2 separate regions of the Homo sapiens genome follow, and region 1 is linked to region 2. The links are chromatin loops, found by intact Hi-C in ENCODE. Cell type or tissue: gastrocnemius medialis. All regions are shown on one strand. Each heading gives the region's core, and the rest is flanking DNA. Links, peaks and the distances in the headings are about the cores only.

Region 1 (2,914 bases), core at 250-2,749, 130 kb after region 2:
CCATTTTACTTTGCAACTCTTAGTCCTGTCTTGCCTTTCCCTCACTGAATCTATTCTCCTTTGCATTGTGTTCAAATTGGTTTTTCATTTCTCAAATGCAAGAATTTCTCCACTTCTTAATTTTTCTTTTTCGTTTCTTTCTTAAGACAGCTTCAGTGTCTTCTATTGTCTTGCCAGATATTCTCTCTAGAACTATACCTCTGCTTTAAAGTCTTATTTTTATAGAGATGACTGATTTATTAATACTTTACATTTTGGTAGTATATGTAGTTAGAACTTTGATCTATGTTGTTACAGCATTTTTCTGGTACATGTTCTTCATTTGCCTTTTGCTTTTTCTGCTCCTTTCCCCCTTTATCTCATGATATGTTTGTGTACCTCCTGAATGAATTACTTTTTTGTTTATTACTCATCTTTTCATACTGTTATTTCTTCCTCTATCAGCCATTTCTAGAAGGGTTTGTGGGGAAGCAGCCAGGCCATGTTCTGGGCTAGTAGAAATTCTTTCTTTGATCAGGGTTGTATATGATTAGATTTTTTTGGCTCACTTATTCCTGATCTACAGGGGCTGATGGTGTGGAGCTAGTCTCTTCCACCCGCCTCTCAGTAACTGCTGTCTGAAAGTTCCTGCATATCTTCTTTTACAGCCTTGCCCTCCCTGCTTCACCTTCAGCCATACAACATCCAGGGAAGGGAGCTTCCACCTCCAGCCCATGCACCCATCATTCTGTTTCTCCAAACAAGGGACCATGGATCACACCCTTCAAGTCACGCTGTCTACTTTGGAAAGCTGCTGGCCTCGCCTACGATTTGCTGTCACAGGGGTCCTTTCCTGGAATCTTCTCGGACTCCCTTAGACCTCACACACTAGGCAGCCCTTCCTCTTGTAGATTGTCTTTTCATGTTATCACAGTTTCAAACACATTTGCATTATCCCTCATTCTTCTAATAGCTTTTGTGTGATTTCCAAGAGGTGCAAGAAAAGACACAGTTATTTTTTACTATTTTTAAAAAATTATTGTTAAAAGGAAAAAAATGGCAAGCACACAGAAGCTAGAAGAAGTAGGGAACTAGGCCCCTTATTTAAAATTCAGATGTTTGCGGTACTTCATTCATTGAGTCATTCTACAGCATGTAGTGAGTCTGGCTGTGGAAGAGTTCTGTGAGGTACAGAGAAGTATGACATGACATGTGGTTTCTGTTTTCAAGGAGCTCATGAGAAGGTGAGGAGATAAAAATGGAAAGATCATTTTCAAAACAAGGCAGTGGGTATTAATGCCAAATGAATGTTCTTACAACACGTGCTGCACAAAGTGAAGAGGAGCAGAGCAGTCCAACTCTGAAACTGCCTGGAACGGAGGCAGGGTCAGAATGGTTTACATAGAGACTGTCTAAACTTGGAGTGCTTATAAAGTAATAAAGTCACAGAAATTATTCCTTCTCTGCAAATTAAATTTGATTCAATTGATTAGAAATATTGGAACTTGAATGACTGCCTTACCTTGTGTGTGTGCGCGTGTGTACATAAGAAGTTGAGAGTTTTTTCTGAACATCTAGCTTCCCTCCCTAGTGAATGAGAATGATTCTCCCACCAGCTCTCTGAGCAGTGGTCGAGGGCTCCTCGGGGATGGGTTGCTTGGCCTTTCTCCCTAGAGAACTACACACTCAGTACCTTTCACAGTTTACATTTTGAGTCAGTCCCCTTGGCCCAGTGGCCATGACAATGGAATTGTTTGGCCTGGCTATTTTAGACTCTGGGCTCAGAACTGCCAAATATAGAAGGTTTTCTTTTTAATATGCCTTCATCTCCTGTACTCAGTCCCAGTAACTTTTTACCAATGAGAGTCTCAGACATGGCCTGTTAATAAAGGATTAGTCAGGAAAGAGTGAATCAAGGCCATCCTGGTGCCTTCTGGCTTTACTGAAGGGCTCAGAGCACTGCGCATGTATAAGATGAGATTAGGGAGCTGGGGTATTTCCTAGAAACTACTGGTATGATGACATAAGGAGAAGAAACAATGTATACAGAGGAAAAAGAGTTTAAGTAACATACGGAATTTCTAACAAACTAGAATTTCTTAGAACTTTAAGTAAAGTGTTTACTTTTACAATTAAAATAATCTTCATTTAAAACTAAGTCTTCCAAGATACAGAAGGCAATTAAGTACAGACAAAGATACTCAACATTATCAGTAATTAGGAAAAGTCAAGTCACAATAATACCATTACCTACCAAAATGACTTTTAGAAAGCTGACACCAGACCAGGTGTGGTGGCTCACACCTGTAATCCCAACATTTTGGGAGGCCAAGGAGGGCAGATCATCTGAGGTCAGGAGTTCAAGACCAGCCTGGCCAACATGGTGAAACCCTGTCTCTACTAAAAGTACAAAAAATTAGCCAGGCGCAGTGGTGCACGCCTGTAGTCCCAGCTACTCAAAAGGCTGAGTCAAGAGAATCGTTTGAACCTGGGAGGCAGAGGTTGCAGTGAGCCGAGATCACGCCACTGCACTCCAGCCTGGGCAACAAGAGTGAAACTCCATCTCAAAAAAAAAAAAAGCTGACAACACCAAACACTGATGAGAATGTGGAACGACAGGATTCCTCAAACATGGCTGGTGGGAACGCAAGATGGCACAGCCACTTCGGAAAACGGTCTGACAGTCTGACAGTTTCTCATAGAATTAAACACACACTTACCATATGACCTAACAATCCCACTCCTGAGTTTTTAACCCAACGTAAATGAAAACATGTATCCACTCAAAGGCCTGTACCCAAATGTCTATAGCATCTGCATCAGAATCCCTCTGAAGGAAGCCGTTCAAATGTCCCTCAAGTGGTGAATAGCTAAACAGTGTATGAATTGTGGCACACTGACATTCACATGCTGGAGTACTATACAGCAACAACAA
Region 2 (2,914 bases), core at 270-2,769:
TGACATAAAACTGCAAATGCAGTTTCCCACTTGCACTAGCCCCATTCTAAGTCTCCATAGCCACCTGTGCCCACTCGCCACTGCTCCAGGAGTACAGATTCCAGACATTTCAGCCACTGCAGAACTGTCTCTTGGGTGGTGTCTGCAGGTGCCTGCTGCAGCTCTGCCAGGCAAAGTAGAGTGGCTGCTTGGCTGCCTATGGATTTAGATGATCCTGCCAACATCTGATCAGTTGCTCTCAGCACCTGAGCTTCATCATTAGGATGGATCTGGGGCATGCAGGGAGAATCCCAGACTGTCAGAGAGGTGGCCTGGCCTGGGGTGACCAGTCAGGCCTCTTGTCCTTATGGTCACATTCTCAGAATTGGGGCCAGGGATCCTGCTGGTGAGTGTCCTGAAAACACTTCATTTTACCCAAGGGTTTGCATTTTCTAAATCCTGGTTTACAGTGAACCTTTTATAACAAAATATCTTTCAGGTTTCTACACTACTGACTTAATTATGAGTTTTTGGTTTTGTCTTAATATAAAAGACATGTAAAAATGGGAAGGCTCTGTGGTGTGGAAGAGGGGTGAGGAAATCTGTGGTGTGATTCTGAATGGGTTGCTCGGGCTGTTTGGGATTCAGTTCCTTCAGCTGTAAGATAAAAACAGTAGGATGACAGTTTGGGGAAGCTACAACTGAGTCTGAGCTAACCATAGTTCTGGAAGCTAGTGAGTGACTTGAAATGTTAGCCAGATTCTGAGGAGAAAGTGCTGGGATGAGCTTGGACATGCAAATCAAAGCTGTGGGTGATCTCACAGCCCTATGGAGTTGGAGAGAAATGAGACCCTCCCAACACTGAGCCACTGACCCCAACCCAGTGTCACAGCCACAAATGAAATCCAAAGTTTTTGACTTGCTGTCGAACGCCCTTTCTTCCCCACCACGCTCCACACCACTGCATGAGAAAGGACAGGAGGTAGGGCTTGCCTCCACTGGGCGACAGTTTTACTGGGCAAACCAACTTATCACAAACACCATCCTGGGAGCAGTTCAGAAGATGTAGTAACTCAGAAGAAAGATCAGAACTCTGAGGCCTCCAGGCATCCTGACCAGGCCATATTTCTTTAATTCATCAGCTTGATTTTGTTGCCACCCGGGCCCTCAGCTGGACGCTGGGTATTTCTCGGTTTCGCACAAAGCCAGCAGCAAATTCATCATCTGGCTGCAATGAGGAGACTCACAACATGGAAACACAGTCCTTCTTCCCGGCTGGCAGGCAGCTGCGGGGTTTGCTTTTGCTGGTCGTAGCGTAAGCGGGTGAGGGTGTTGAGCCTCCTGATGGCGTCAGCAGCGTGCCTGAGTTATCCCCAGGAGCTGCAGGTCATTGCAACACAGGGCTAGAAGAAGCACCTGCTGCGGCCGTTGGAAGGATTTGTCCCGTCAGACACTCGGCAGCCCTGAGGGAGAATCAAGTTGTGAATTTCGTCACTGGCATACTGACATAAATTGAGCTTAGCTTGAATGTCACTGATCACTCGCTGGCTCGGGTGGTCTTTCCCAACCACAAGCCGCTGGTCTCAGTGACAACAGCTCTGCAAAGTGTCAGAATCCAACACAGGCCTGCCAAATGACCCTGGGCAACCTGGAGGTGAGGGAGCCTCTTGCCAACCAGAGAGGGCTGCGCCCGCAACGGTACGCTCCCCGAAGAAGAACATTCTGGAGCCTGGTCTCATTCACCCTCTGTTTTCCCTTACACTTGTTTGTCAACATGATGAATGAGAGGCAAATGGCAGGACCACAGTGTTTCAAAAATGTGAATTGATTTTTTTCCCTAGGCCTTTGGGTTCACTGACCAGAAGAAAAAACCTCAAATAAAACCGGGTGTTTTCATGAAGTGAACTTTAACTTTGCATATATTACACCCGATTATCCAATGAACAAAAGCTATGTACGGATTTATTTACTGTTTGGCAAGCATGCATGCAGTCACTCAATCATTAGTACCATGGAAAATGATCAAGTATAAAATAATCCTCTGGGACTGGCTCAAAGGATTTGTTTTTTCACAAGCAGACGGAAAGAGAAACAGACACTTGTTGAAAAAGAGTGTGAGTTTGGAAGGAACATTTTGGTCACTCAGAATCAACTCAATGACTGTCATTGAAATTTCACAAAAATCCTGGTTCTTAAGTGAATTGGAGACAACTCAAACAGGACAAGCTTGCCAAATTTGAGTATTTCAATAGAAGCTACATTATTCTGAGGGTCTGAGCCCAGGGCTCTGATGCAAATGGGATTGAGAGGCTAATATTAGCCAGCAGGTTTTGTTGCAGTTCATTTTTGTGAGAAGAGCCTTATAAAGTCAGCAACCCAGAGGTGCTGGTCCAAATTCTGATTCTCACTGGCTGTCTAAGCCATATCACCCTCCCTTTCTGAGCCTTCATTTCTTAGCTCTAGAATAAAGAATCTGGACCAGGCGTTCTCATCTGGGGACATGCAGCATGTCATGACTATGGGCACCTAGTCAATAAAGACCAGAGACGCTGCTCAACATCCTACAATACACAGAAAAACCCCTCAACAACAAAGAATTATCTGACCCAAAATTTCAATTGTACTGAGGGTAAGAAACCCTGTTTTCACCTAGATTTACCTCATTTTCAACAAGGTAACATCCAGCTTAAACATCTTATGGTCCTACAGATAGTTCAGTATATTTCTTTCATTCCAGATCCTTTATCCTCAATATAAAAAAAAACAATTTTTATTTCATTTTGTTATTTTATTTTATTTTTTGGGACAGGGTCTCACTCTGTCACCCAGGCTGGAGTGCAATGGTGCAGTCAAGAGCTCACTGCAGCCTCGACCTCCTGGGGTCAAGCAATCCTCCCACCTCAGCCTCCCAAATAGTTGGGACTACAGATGTGAG

The links. A loop is a pair of places that touch in the nucleus more often than their neighbours do. Peaks named below come from ENCODE experiments on the same cell type or tissue, not always from the same donor. Only the 100,000 strongest peaks of a DNase experiment are listed, where the experiment ranks them.
Region 1: it touches region 2 in a loop (2.3-fold over the local background); 2 of 110 quality-filtered maps call a loop at or near these places.

The regions. Positions count from the first base shown.
Region 1 is chr6:160,145,704-160,148,617 of GRCh38, reverse strand. The region is part of intron 8 of SLC22A1 (solute carrier family 22 member 1); the gene reads right to left. Among named protein-coding and RNA genes, the nearest start is that of SLC22A1, 25 kb to the right of the region's middle. In gastrocnemius medialis, for the core only: no CTCF peak of the experiment used is centred there; a DNase peak (open chromatin) is centred at 1,342; H3K27ac peaks cover 1,870 bases.
Region 2 is chr6:160,274,289-160,277,202 of GRCh38, reverse strand. It overlaps LOC105378088 (a long non-coding RNA gene), which reads right to left. Exons shown (of 2, transcript XR_001744437.2): 2 at 1-1,442. Among named protein-coding and RNA genes, the nearest start is that of SLC22A2, 17 kb to the right of the region's middle. RefSeq lists an enhancer at 2,713-2,914. In gastrocnemius medialis, for the core only: no CTCF peak of the experiment used is centred there; a DNase peak (open chromatin) is centred at 1,442; H3K27ac peaks cover 2,164 bases.